Regions from separate parts of the Mus musculus genome. Here region 2 is linked to region 1. A link is a contact called in ENCODE Hi-C or POLR2A ChIA-PET data. All regions are on one chromosome and are shown on one strand. The core of a region is the stretch at or near the end of the contact, and the rest is flanking DNA. Distances in the headings are between cores, read along the strand shown.

Region 1 (6,775 bases), core at 3,043-5,542:
AGGATGGAATTTGATTTATTTTAAAATACTTTAAAAAGGGAAACATTTTAAATTGTTCACTCAGTACTTAGAGGAAGCCCATGACCTCTTCTCCCTCTTCCCCAACACCCAGGAACTGAATCTTGTTTTCTGACAATACCAAAGAAATAGGAGGTGGTCAGAGCAAAGAACTTAGGGGCTGGACCTAGTCCAGACAGTATGCTTCTGAGGTGTGGGAACTGGGGATTTCTCTGGGGTCTGTATGCCTTTATCTTATCATCTGCTCTTAAGAGCAGATGAAACACACCCCCTTTTAAATGAGTGTATCTTATTTCTTAAACCCATATCAGGGGTTCCCCTCCCCCCTTTACCCTGATATACTAGCTAAAAGAAAAAGCATGTAGCCCTAATTTTGGAGACACAGAACTCAAGAGTGGAAACTGATTTTTTTCCTCTGACTTTCACTTTATTGGTAAGACACCTAACTTCAGGCTTGTTGTTGCAAGGATGGCCAAAATTAATTAATTTTTAAAAAGCAGATTTATGCCCTGTGCCCTTGGGTGAGGGGGAAGGATAGAGGGGTTCCCAGAGGCCCCCTTGTTAGCCAAGGGTTTGTATTTTTTTAAGTTTGTTCATATTTGTATGTACATATCTATTTAAAGCCAGGAGATTATCTTTCTATAAATATATAACTGGCAACTTACATCTTCCTTCTCTTCTTTACCCATGTAGCTGGGAGTCCTTTTCTATTTTCTTTTGGAGATAAGAGTCTTACTGTGTAGACCAGGCTGGACTCCAGATTGCAGTGATTCTCCTGCCTCTGCCTCCACTTCCTGAGGGCTAGCTAGTATTATAGGCATGTGCCTCCACTACTCACTTGTGAGCTCTTTTTTCTTATTTGAGAATTCTTTCCTTGCTGTTAGCTGTGAGTGAAAGGTATTGGACCAAAGGAGTAGAGACAAAATTTTGCTTAAAAGTTTTTTTTATAGTAAGTCAGCATTTTGCATTTTCTCCCCAGCATTATGAGAAAATCTCTCTGTCCTTGCTTATCAAATTTCAGCCATAACTGAAAGACTTTATTTTAAGAAAAATATACAGCAAAACAGAACTTGAAGTTGGTAGGTTTAGAAGATATGGAAAAACATAATCACCAGAAAAGCTGCCCAAACAATGATGGCTTCTTGCTAGATAGAGGAGAGTGAGTGGTAGTGCCCTTAACCTCATCCACCTTTCCTGATTCAGAGAATCTTGACCCTATGAAGACTGGACCCAGGAACCCCATTTTCCAGTTTCTTCCTTCTTGGAGTTTAGATAGGTTTATCTTATCTCTCAGGCTTCCAAGATACAGAAGATAGTGTGGAGAAGGGAAAACATTATATATTAGTTCCAGTGCCTTCCCTCAATGCCTGCAGAACTAGCAAACCATCTTTTAGTATTTGTTGATTCCAAAGAGACGAACCCCATGGAACTGGGGTAGCTTAGGCAGCAGCACGCTGAGCAGCGAGGCAGTGTTGATGAGGAAGTGAGCAGCATCGTACTTGGTGTAGAAGCTGGCCAGGAGGTAACTAGGAGAAAAGAATTAGGATGATGGAGGTTGGCCTCCCAAATCACATTCATGCCTTACCAGTGACTTTTCTATTTTGAACTACTAGTTTTATTGCATGTAGTCCAACAACTATTTCAGCTAATCAATGGTATTTAATGAGGTTCAGGATATAATCAGAAGGCATCTTTAACTAGAGATGATAAATCAGTTTGTTTGTTAATGGTTAATGATAAACTGCAAATGACAGCCAAAGCTGTTTCAGCATATATGACTTTTGGAGCCCTTTTTGCTTCCTTTCTCCAAGTCAGTTTTACTTTTTAACCATTAATATACATTCTGCCTTTACCTTCTTGCTTTCTTTTGGGACTGTAAAATCACTTGGCTTTAGTTAGGAGTTTGGTTTATTTTCAGTCCCTTCTCCCTTTCCTTAATACCATGGAACCAGCAAGGAATGCTTGACTATGTCTTGTACTTTATAATGTAGGCTTAGGACTAGAGTGTGTGTGTGTGTGTGTGTGTGTGTGTGTGTGTAAACATAGGTACATGTTCAAGGGTTAGTACACATGGAGACCAGAGTTCAACATGAGTTGTCATGAATTGCTCTCTACTTTCTTTTCTTTTCTTTTCTTTTCTTTCTTTCTTTTTTTTTTTTTTTTTTTTTTTTTTTTTTTTTTTGGCCAGGGTTGCTTTCTGACTCTGGAGTGCAGCAATTTGGCTAAACTGTCTGGCCAGCGAGCCCTAGGGATCTTCCTGCCTCTGACTCTTCAGTGCTGGGATTATAGGCACTCATGGTTGTACATGGCCACATCTGGCTTTTACATATGTGCAAGGGATTGAACTCAAGTCCTTATCCTTTATGGCAAGCACTTGACTAAACCATTTCCCCAACCCCTAGTACCTTTTCCCTGGTTAGTAGAGCCATTTCCAACCCAGCATCTCCTTCACACCCAGACTCACAGTACAATAGGAGAGATGCTGAGGAACTTTCGCGAGGAGGTAAACTGTAGTCCATAGTCCATCTGCTCCCAATGTGTCAAAAGCCGAGCCTTTCCTTGGTCAGGGGTCTCAAAGGGCGTCCCTTTGACTGTATGTAGGAAGATATACATTGCCTGGGAAGAGGGAAAGGGACAGTATAAGGGGTAGGAAGTAGTCCTTTGGGTCAAGATCCCAAAAGGAAGACATAAATCCCCGAACAGCTGGTGACTTTGTTTTGTTTTGGTTGGGATAGACCTGGGTTGGGTACAGGGTTTGGTTTAGTGCTCACCAAGTTATGGATGACGTTGGTCAGGGTCCAGACAACAGGAATGCTGAAGAAAGGGATGCTGAGGAGAACCACATGCAGCAGTCCTACCAAGATGATGTAGGCCAGCCAGATGCCCCGACTGTTCATCACTCGAGTGTTGGGGTTTACTTCGCTGTGTGCCACCCCCACATTCATCCTACCACAGTGAGGGATCAGGCAGGAGTCCAACTCAGTCTCCTCATTAGCCCTGATTGAGCTTGTTCCCCAGCTGTCTCCTGAAAAGCCAAAATCCCCTGAAGTCTTGGGAATGAAAGAATTTCCCTACCATGCAAAAAAAGGAAAAACTGAACACTTTGTTAAAACTTGAGAAGAGGTGAAGCAGCTGGGTGTGGTGGCTCATGCTTGTAATCCCTGAATTTAGGAGGTTGAGGCATGAGAACTGTTTGACCTTTCTCCAAAACAAACAAAAAGGCAAGAGGGTCTTCGAAATGACTAAGGTGGAAAAGGTATTTGTCACCATGCCTAAAGACCTGAGTTGGATCCCCAGGACCCATGCAGTGGAAGGTGATAACCAACTCCGGAAAGCTGTCTTTTGACTTCCGTACCTTCAGTTGTTAGTGTGTATACTCACACAAGTGGGGTTTTTACTCAGATCTTTACATTTCAACTAAATATAAAGCAGTAAGTTTAGACTGTGAGACCTATTTGAAGGATCGGAGGAATCGGGAGTATTTTAATTTACTTTCTTGAGGAAGTTAGTGAATTATAAAGAGGTCACACATACCCAGAGTTCCACAAGAAAGCTATTCAGTTAATCAAGGGACCAATAAAGAAGGCACTGAGAGTAAAGCTACCTCTAGTTCCCATCCTTTTTTCCTGGGGCTTGTCCATCCTGTCTCTCACCCGCTTGGCATTGTCAGCAGCCAAGCAATTTCATCCCTTCACTGAACGTGGGGCGCTGCAAAAACTTACCCAATTTTTAAATTAGTCTAGGAAGGGGTCTGAGCTCAGTCCCTCAAGAAATGGGAGTCCTTCCCTTCTAGGAGCGGTTTTAGTTTTTAAACTTCTGCAAGCTCTAATGCCTACTTTTGTTTTTTGTTTTGTTTGTTTTAACCCGCTCTTGCCTGTCCCACAATTCCCCAAATCAATTACAGAGTCCGCCCATGCTCCTCCCAGAGTCCCAGTTTCGCATGTCACTTTCTTCACGGGATCTCTCGAATCTAAGGTTGTCGTTTCGCCGCCCTTCCCAATACTCCCACCGATTTCTCTCTGTAACTTTTTAAAGTTTCACGGGGCCCATACCTGCCAGCTTCAGGAGCCCGTCCGGCTTGGGGCACAGCGCTGGCTCTTACACCTGTGGTCTCCAGGAAGTGGCCGACTTTCGCCCTGTCTGCGCTCTCCCTATTGGCGGAACAGAATCCGCGCTGTCCCCAATCATTGGTTGGTTACGCAATGGAGACGTACAATTGGTCGCCTTTTCTCTCGTTAGGCCATGCAAACCCCGCCCTCCCCTGGATCCACCTTTTTAGAGAGCCGTGGAAAGTGGCCAAGAGGCGTGAGAGCGCCGCCGCCGCTGACTAATGGGAAGAGCCGTTGGTGTGAGGTGGGAGCAAGAGAAACAGCGATTGGTTGGATGAGCCTAAGCGCCTGAGGTGGGGGCCAGCGGTGGGGGTCCGGTGGACTGAGGCGCATCAAGATGGCGGCCGAGACGGTGGAGCTCCACAAGCTGAAGGTACCGTTACGCGGGGAAGGCTGAGGTGGGGTTTCCTGGAGCCTAAATTCTACGCGGGGCCCTGCGCGGCCTTATTCCACGTGTTTTCCTGTCAGGCGCCCGCTTACACTTCTTTCCTGGCTCCCGTTGTTGTTTTGTGCCTCCTTTCTTAGGCCTACCTTGAACTTCGTTTCTCCTCAGTAATTTATCGCTATCGTTACCTGGTGTTTACCTGCTGTTACCTGTTCTTCTCATTGTTTTTATTACCTGCCACCCTTCCCTGCTCGGCTGTGAAGCGCCTTCTATCTTTTATACCCCTTTCTCATTTAATCTTCATTACGTCAGTGGTCCTTCCCCCGTGTCCCATGCTGACCCAAAGTTATGGTTTGTTTGTCCGTCCCCCCCGCCCCCCAACGGATTGATGTAGTCACTCCTCTTGTCCCAAAGCTGGAATTCCTCAGTTAACATATAGTGGCATTTTTGCATGTTTTGCTGAATATGTCCCAAACATAACCCAGAAAGTGCTTCCGTTCTCTTTTAACAAGGTGGGGTTAAGACCCCGCACTCGAATTTTTAAAATCAAGGAGAGGAGAGGCCTTAAGATAGGTTTCTCGGTGGAAACCTGGGGTAGAGGCTTCTCCAAAAGGTTGTAAGATGGCAAACACATCAATCCTAAAAGTTTTTCGAGTTTTCTCAGGAGGTTCTCAATGACCTGCCCTCCCTCCCCTGACTATCCTACCTCTAGAGAGAGAACGTGTAGGGTAGATAGCTGTAATATGAGAGGTGTATGAAGTATGTTTGAAAACCTTAGGATTTTGTTTGTCCTTTTAACCTTTGGGAAGGATCCCAGCTCTCTTGATGTCACCCCCAACTCCCTTTTTGGGTCTATTTTTGTTATTTCCGTGTGTCTGTGTGAGTATATGATGGATGCATGCTCTTGGAGGTTAGAAGAGGGTGTTGGATCCCCTGGAGCTGGAGTTACAGGCAGTTTTGAGCAGCCTGATGTGGGTGCTGAGAGTAGAATAATTTGGGTCCTGAAGAGCAGTAAATGCTCTTCACAACTGAGACATCTTTTCAGGATGCCTTGGTGTCACTTCTTGATAACATTCTTGAACCACAGGATCTATTGAGTTGTACATTTTGGTAACCCGAGGTTCTTTTCTTGTATGTAGACTTGCCCTTCAATTATTATTCTGTAAGGACAGTAATTCCTTTTATGAAGAATTAAGAAACTGTGTTGAGGCTGGAGAGATGGCTCAGCGGTTGAGAGCCCTGACTGCTCTTCCAGATGTCCTGAGTTCAATTCCCAGCAACCACGTGGTGGCTCACAACCATCTGTAATGGGATTTGGTGCCCTCTTCTGGTGTGTCTGAAGATAAATACAGTGTACTCATATACATAAAATAAATAAATAAAATTTAAAAAAAGAAACTATGTTGATTATTGTTTGTGTTTCAGAAGAAGCTTTACCGTTAGTTGTTTTGGTCACCTTATTCTGGGAATCTCATACAAATCAAATTTAATACAAACTGAGAACTGTTCTTACTGAGACATGATCTCACTCTGTAGCTCTAGCTGGCATGAAACTCACAGAGATCCTACCTTTATGTCTCCCAGGTGTCAGGATTAGAGACATTAACTGTCATGCCCAGTTTTTTGTTGTTGTTTTGGGTTTTTTTTGTTTTTTTTTTGTTTTTTTTTTTTAATAGTTGTTTTTAATTATTGGATTGTGATGATTTTTAAAAAAATATTTATTTATTTTATGTGTCAGGTATTTTGTATGTATGGATGTCTGTGTACCTGCACAATTACAGATAGTTTTTAGTCTCAATGTATGTGCTGGAAATTGAACCTGGGTCCTCTGAAGGAACAGTCTGTGGTCTTAACTGTTGAGCCATTTCTCCATCCATGAAAACTCTTCCTTCCTTCTTTCTTTTCTTAAAAGTTAATAATTGGGTCTGGAGAAATGGCTTAGTGGTTAGGAACACTCTTTCTTCCAGAGAACCTCAGTTTGGTTTCCAGCACCAAAATCATGTGGCTCACAACTACCTGACTACACCAGCTTCAGGGGATCGGATTTTCTCCTCAGTGTCTTCAGGCACCTGTTTCCTGTGTCACGCTCGCGCGCGCGCGCACACACACACACACACACACACACACAGAGAAAACTTTTTTAATCTTGAAAAAAAAAACTTAAAAATTGCTGCGTTTTTGTCTTTAAAACTTGTAAATGAAGGTGCTTAGAAAAAGCCCTTATAATTTAGTCTGTTAAGGTGACTTTATTGTTTGAAAGCAA
Region 2 (7,243 bases), core at 3,008-5,507, 70 kb after region 1:
CTCAGCTCATAGCAGTTCTCCTGTCTCATCTTCCCAGGTGTTGAGATTACAGCATGTACCACTATGCCCAGCTTTTCCTGACCTCTTTAAGTGGGTTAGAGATGCCCTAAATTGTTCATTCTCTAGATAGGAAGAATCTGGAATGAGGTTGTTCCAGAGCCGTGTAAGTAATGGTGAAGTCCAGGTCCCTGTCGTCACACCCAAGTATTACCATCTGCATAACCATGCCATGGAGAACGCTCTCCATCACCCCAGGAAGAGGACTCCTCTGAGTGTGACGAGGAACAAAGTATGTACTGACTACTCAGAACAGGACACACCATGTCCTCCCGCAGCATCCAAGATCCCAGTGTTCTGACACTTACTCATGTAAGGTAGAATACGGATGAGGAATGGAAATGCAGAGATTAGGATGTGACAGTAAGCCTAGATGCACACTGCATCTGATTGCAGCACAGCTGTGCGTGTGAGCGCGTGTATGCACATACTCATGTGCGTGTTACTGGGGAGCAAACCTTGGGCCTCACACCTGCTAGGCAAGAACCCCACCCCTGAGCTTCATTCTCTTTCTCCTAATTTTGAGACAGGGTTGCCCAAGGCTGGCCTTGTACTCTGTACTTCAGGAAGGCTTTGGACTTCATAAATTCCTGCTTCAGGCTCCTGAGTAGTCGGGATTACATGCTGGTACCACCAGGTCCAGCTGAATTATCTGTTTTTTTGTCATTAGATACTCATCTCTGTGAGGGTTGATGTCCTGAGAATATTTTATCACCATTGTAGTTTCTCTGTGGCTCCCATCATGTCAAGCAGTGAATACATGTTGAATGGCAGGTTCTTCCCAGACTCTTCTGGCAACAATGAAAGGTTTAACCATGTGCCTGGGTTGTTGCCTGGTACTTAACCTTAGCCACTATACTTCTGAGGGACATACAAATAATTCTGTGCATTAAATAACATGAAAAATAATAATAGTTTCCCAATAAATGTTCATTTTATAAACTAAACATCCCACTTAAGGCTGAGACAGGGTCATGGGATATCCTTCTTAAGTCTGCTTCCTTCGGACAAGGGTTCCTCTACTGCTGCCCCAGGGAATCCACATATACATCTGTGTATCTGCAGTCATGTTTCTAGGGGACAAGATGTAAGGAAAGGAAGAGGTTGAAGATGATAAGATAAGAATGAAGAGACAGAATGAAGACAGGTTAGACCAAGACCAGCAGAGGAACGGAACAAGTAGATCACAGTAATGGGAGCAAATGTTTGGGAAATGGAAACACTGGGTAGACTGGACTGGAGTGGGTAAGGTAAGAGGGCAAAGGTGGGACCCTCGTGGGGTAAAGAAGAGATGGAAAGGTGCAGAAGAAGGAACAAAGAAGCAGGTAAAGCTATGGAGCTCTGGTGGGGAGGGGAAGGGGCCACATCTGTGTTGGATTGATTTGGTTGGTGGCAGGCAGCAGGTCAGGTTTAGGAGGCGGTGCTGGTGGGGGAGAGAGGTCACTGCACTATTTTCAGCAAAGGCCCAACCCCCTCTCTGCCTACAGCCTCCACCCCACCACACACCCTCTCCCAACTCAGGCTGGATGGCCCAGGGGCAGGAGGTTGGGCGAGAGGGCAGGGGCCTCTTAGCGTGCACAGGAGAGACAAACTGAGGGGCAGGGCTTGGCTCCTAGAAGAGCAGGGGGCTGGGTTCCCAGGGATGAAGGCTGGGGTGGGAGAGTGAGAGGGTAGAGGGAACTAGGGCAGGCCGAACAGCCTAGGAAAGGTGGGGGCTGGGGTCCGGGGTTGGCTGGGGGAGGGGAGGCAGGGGGAGGGGAGCAGAGGCCATCTCTGCTGACAAACACCTCCCCCGATTAGCAGAGCACAAGTCTCTTATTAAAGCGGGTCCCTGGGGATTAGACTATAAAAGTCTCTTTTTCCTTTTCCCCCCTCTCCTCTCTCCCTCCCCTCCCCTCTACTCCCCCTCCCTCTCTTAAGGTCGCAGCTAGACTCTTAAAGGGGAAGTACAATACCTGGTTTGAAACCCAGTTCCTGGGTTACCTAAGTCCTGGAGTGGCACTAAAATGGAAGTCAGGGTGAGACCCAACTTCATCTACTGGTACAATCCCACCCCCAGGCTTAATGGCTACTGCCCAATTTGTGCATTCAGAGTCCCTTCACTTCCTGCTGCTCTCCACTACCAGAGTTAATTCTGGACTCAAGCCTTCTGGTTACAGGAGGCTAGGGATAGTGAAGGCAATGGGAAGCCTGCAGCTGGGTCACTCACCCTGGAAATACACACTTTACATCACACAGAGCAGAGTATCTTTTCTCTATATATCCTGCATCTTCCAGAAAATTTTGTCATTCATTATTTCCCTACAACTGTTTTCTAGAATCTTTTCCCTATCCCTGCCCTTAGTCAATCAAAGACTGACCCTGGTTTCCAAAAGTAGAAGCAATAAGAACAAGGGAGCCTGAGAACCCAAGATCAGATCTCTGTGCACACACACACACACACACACACACACACACACTCACACACATACACATACACATACACACGAGAGAGAGAGAGAGAGAGAGAGAGAGAGAGAGAGAGAGAGAGAGAGAGAGAGAGAGAGAGAGAGAGTTTCCTGACTCTGAGTTTTCTTTACAATCCTAACCAAGTTGGAGTTGAATTCTGCAGAAACTGGGTGGCAAGTGCCAGGCTCTCAACCTTCCAAATGCACACCTGGGTTCCTGTACCTCTACCATGGGGGTGGGCCACTAGGATTTCCCGCAACCCCCAGCTTTTTATGACCCATCTGCCAATAAACCAGCCCCCCCTTCTGTTCAGAGCCATAAAACCAAAGGAGGGGGGGCTTGCCAAACCACTAGGGAATAGAGAAAGCCTGGTTCCCTGGAGTTGGGGGGGGGGGGGACTACAGTCAGTGGGGGAGGGGAAAGGGAGTCACCTGACCCTAGGGAGAGAAGGCAGTGGGGGCGGTAGTATTGGCCTGGATTTTCCAGGCCATAAAATTTCAAAGCCGCTCCTGTCTATCAGAGTGTTCATCCTCCGTTTGGCCAGGGGCTCGGATGCCTGGGTTCTCCCATCCCCCTCATCTAGTTCTTTCTCCCTGGGTCTTCTTTGGCTCCAGCTGTGGGTAGGACAGGGAGTGAGCACGCTAAGATGAGAGTAACCAAATGATACTCGTTAAGTGGCAAGCGCAGTGGAGTTGAGTTATTTGAGCTCTTTCGGTACCAGGAAGGAACAGCTCTTCTAGGTCCTAGGGGATACCCAGTGCGAGATCAGGTGCAGAAAGGAGAGGTGTCAGCTGAGTTGCTGAGACGTACACCGGGTTTGGGTCCTATGCCATGGCCTTAGAGGAACACTTAGTTTTTCCGAAAGCCGGTGGGCGCCTTCCGGAGCACCGGGCAAGGAGTTGATGCTGGTGCCAGAGCAGTGGGAAGATGGCACTGCGGCCCAGCTGAGACTGCACGGGTCACGGAAGCTCCCCACCTAACGCTCCAGAAAAGTCACTGTAGGGTGCCAGTTTCTAGGACTACTTCAACTTGAATCTTTTTCTCACAAGGGATGGAAAGCAATAGCTCACAACCTGCCTGGTTTGGCCCCCCTCCCCCAACGCGCCATCCTCCACCCCCCCACCCTAGAACGGGGCGTGCACTCAACTCCGCTGCCCATCTTCTCCGCTCAAAAAGTTGTGTGGAGTGGCCCGGCTCCCCAATCCGTCAAGTTTTCGCAGAAAGGGCTTCCGGGTCCTTCCCGGACTGCACCGCACCGCGCGCACCCCGCAGCCCACTTACTCTCCTGGGCCATGCTTATGACCGTCTCGGTGGTAGCGTGGTACTCGTCCTCTTCCAAGAAGTCCTCAGGCTGCAGCGCGTCGCCTTGGAAGTCGTGCAGATCCAGGATCTGCTGCAGCGGCGGCGCCTTGGGCAGCAGCTGCTTCACTACCTCCCGGCTGATGTTGGGCGCCTCCTTGAGCCGCAGTTTGCTCAGGATCTGCGACTTGATGCTCTCTAGGCGCAGCTCGCGGCTGTGCTGCCGCCACACGCACACGGGGCAGCCGTCCGGCTCCGGCGGAGCGGACGGGGCCGGCCGGCTCGAGCGCTCCCCCCCGACCCCGGCCGCCGCCGCCGCTGCCGCCGCCGCCGCCGCGGGGCCCTCGGCCGCCTCCCCCCGGGGCCGCAGCTCCAGGGCGAGGAGCAGGAAGCCCAGCAGCAGCGGGGCCGCGAGCACCATGCTGCAGGGGAGGGGAGGACTGGGGGGCGGGGACGCCGGAGTCCCGCGGGGAGGGGGCGGAGGGAAGAGGGAGGAGGAGGGGGTCCGGGCGGCGCGGGATTGGGGGCTGCCCGGCCGAGGGGGGGCCGGGGGCCGGGGGCGGCGGGCGCACGGGCGGGGCGGGCGGGCGGCCGGGGCGGGCAGCTGGGGGGGCCCAAGCCCGGGCCGGGCCCTTTATAGCCCCGGCCCCCGTGTCGTCAGCGGCCGCGATTGGCTGCGGAGCCAACAAAAGAGGTAGCGCTGTCATCCGAGGCGAGAGAGGGAGCCGGAGAGAACCGAGGAAAAGAGAGAGAGAGAGAGAGAGAGAGAGAGAGAGAGAGAGAGAGAGAACACGAGCGAGCACGGGTCCAGAGAAAGATGAAGAGACCGAAAGATGAGGGGGAGGGGGGGAGAGGCCGTGAGGGACCGAGTCAGAGAGATCGGGGACAGACGGAGCGGTGGGTAGGGGTTGGGGGTGGGGGAAGAGGCAGATCCAAAGATACCCAGATAGGAAGGGAAGAGGGAGAGACAAAAGAGAGAAAAGAAGTCACAGAAGGGAGAGACTTAGCTAGAGAGCAAGAGCGAAGACTGAAGACGACCAGAAAAACTAGTGGGACAGTTAAGAGTGGAGAGAGTCAAAGACAAAGGTAGAGCGCAAAGAGGGGTGGCTAACCGAATTCTACGGAGTCGAACAGGAGAGAGCAGGAGAGGTGGGCAAGAGAACGGATGGGTCAGAGGGAGCTGATGGTACCCTGCGCAAGAGGGAGAGGCAGAGACAGGGGATACCTTGGAGGTAGCAACCCCTGAGGAGGCAGGTGCAGAGAAAAGACCAGGGGAGGAAGTAACACACACAAGTCAGCCTTGGTTGGAGCGCAAAGAGACACCCAAGGGGAAGAGGTGGAGATGTGAAGAATAGCCTCAGCTACCAGAGGTAGCCCAGGATGTTTAAAGAACCCATAAAATGGAACATCAGGCTGATTTATCACAGGGATGAAGGCGGTCAGGAGAGGAAGAGGCCAGGGACAAGCTGAGAAGTTGACAAGTACTGAGCCCGGAAGAAAACTATCTAGGAGGCCTGTGATCTTGAGATTGAGGTTTAATAGAACAAAGAGAGTGATCGTGATCGGGCTGGAAAGGGTGGGAGCCATGAGGGGAAGAGCCAGATGAGGGATGAGGTAGGGCTTGAAAGTGGTGCTTGGCGAGGAATCTGGACCCTCTCTCTGGGTTCCTAGCTACGTCTTTGTGTTTGTAAGGTCTTACATGTCTGAGAAAGCTTGAAGTTTTAGGCGTAAGGGTAAGAGCAGGGTCTATACTCAGATGTCTAATGTGGAGATAGCAAACCCCAAGGGGAGCCACTCTGGAATGGGACCAGCCATGGTCTTCAGGTGTGGTCCTAAGCGCAGCCAGACAGCTCAGTACACGAGGAAGACAGTGTACAGGTGTGCTCAGCCACTACTGCTGGTTCCCTCTTCCCAGGTCTCTGTTTCTCTTTTTCCCCCTCTTCCCCTCCCCTAAACCCTTTCTTCTCCTTTTCCTCTATCCTCTGAGACAGAGTCTCAGATGCATCCCAGGCTGGCCTCAAACTCAGTTATCCTCCTGCCTCAGCCTCCAGAGAGCTCTCTGTATAAGCATGCCTTGACCCATGTCTCTGAAGATCCCTTGGCAAACTGAAAATGTTAGGGGGTTGAGATTTGCTCTTCCAGTGTCTCGCGCAGTGTTCACTGAACAAAATGTATAAATGTCAGTAGGAAGGCCCTGTCTCAAAAAAATATATAGATAAATGTAAAATGTATAGACCTCACTATTGGGATTCTTGGACCAAGTAGAAGGTTTTTGGTTTCCTCTCTGGAATTAAACCCTAATTAAAATATATATATATATATGTTAAAGTTAGTTAGGCATAAACAAAAGAACAGAATTGGGTTTGGGAGCTGGAGTGGAATGAGGGTAACTATTGGGGTTCAGCTGTGAGGGAGAAGCAGGGTAGGTGAGAAGCTCTGAATACATGACCTATTCCTATTTAGAACAGGGACTTAGGGATGGAGAGATGGCTCAGCAGTTAAGAGCACTGACTGCTCTTCCAGAGGTCCTGAGTTCAAATCCCAGCAACTACATGGTGACTTACAACCATCTGTAAAGAGATCTGATGCCCTCTTCTGGTGTGTCTGAAGACAGCTACAGTGTACTTATATATAATAAACATAATAAATATTAAAAAAGAAAAAAGAAGAAGAACAGGGACTGAATGGAACACAATCCAGAAACTTCTCATTACTCCCTTGCTTTGGACCAAAACATGGGAGTGTCGATAACTTACCAAGTTTTTCTCTCCCTCTCTCTGTGTTCTCTTCCCTGTACCTTGAATTGGGTGTGGGGTGAGGTAGAACCAAGGGGCTGTGCATACAAAGCAAGAACTCTTCCACTGAGCAATCATCAAGTTTCTTTATCTATAAATGGAGACCATAATTTCTACCTTCAACTAGTTGTGAGGATTACCTCGGAGCCGGCCAAGAGTGTCAGGGAGTCAGGGCTTCTTCTTCAGGATCCTCTTTTGTCCCTTTCTGATCCCTCAGAGCCCTGATTGTTCTTACCGCATACTCTGCTGCGTTCCCATTTTTCAAACCTATTACTTTGATGTTATTTTCTTCAGGAAACAAACCAAACAAAAACAAACAAAAAATTGCAAACCAGCCAAGTGTAGTGGAGCATGCTTTTAATCCAGGAGGCAGAGGCTAGCCTGGTCTACACAAAGAGTTCCAGGCTAGCCAGGGTGATCTAGTGGGACCCTGTCTCTGAAAACACAAACACTTTGAGAGCAGAAATGGTGCTGCCCCTTTCTGCTTCTTTAGAGAATGGACAACTTACATTCACTTCCTCCTCAAACTTGTATCGAGTGGAAGGTCAAAGACGAGAGAAGCAAACAGTAGGTGCATAATACCTGCTAACGCTCCAGTCCAGGGGACCCGAGGCTCCTCAAACATCACAGACCAAGTACAGAAG

The links. Hi-C counts contacts between places; a loop is a spot of excess contacts on that map. ChIA-PET counts read pairs that join two places held with the same protein, here RNA polymerase II (POLR2A).
Region 2: POLR2A ChIA-PET joins it to region 1 with 23 read pairs in Patski. The contact joins the promoter of Gdf11 here to the promoter of Sarnp in region 1. A Hi-C loop is called at or near these places in 3 of 37 maps with a recorded cell type or tissue (CH12.LX, mature B cell and regulatory T cell). POLR2A ChIA-PET finds 5 or more read pairs at or near these places in 2 of 5 experiments (Patski and embryonic stem cell).

The regions. Positions count from the first base shown.
Region 1 is chr10:128,817,472-128,824,246 of GRCm38, forward strand. It overlaps Sarnp (SAP domain containing ribonucleoprotein), which reads left to right and starts at 4,293. Exons shown (of 11, transcript NM_025364.3): 1 at 4,293-4,500. The coding sequence starts at 4,465. Ormdl2 (ORM1-like 2 (S. cerevisiae)) reads right to left here and starts at 4,158. Exons shown (of 4, transcript NM_024180.6): 1 at 4,071-4,158; 2 at 2,790-3,043; 3 at 2,483-2,634; 4 at 431-1,544. The coding sequence starts at 2,963. The coding sequence ends at 1,409. Dnajc14 (DnaJ heat shock protein family (Hsp40) member C14) reads left to right here. Exons shown (of 7, transcript NM_001359825.1): 7 at 1-1,977.
Region 2 is chr10:128,887,461-128,894,703 of GRCm38, forward strand. Gdf11 (growth differentiation factor 11) reads right to left here and starts at 4,258. Exons shown (of 3, transcript NM_010272.2): 1 at 3,787-4,258. The coding sequence starts at 4,225.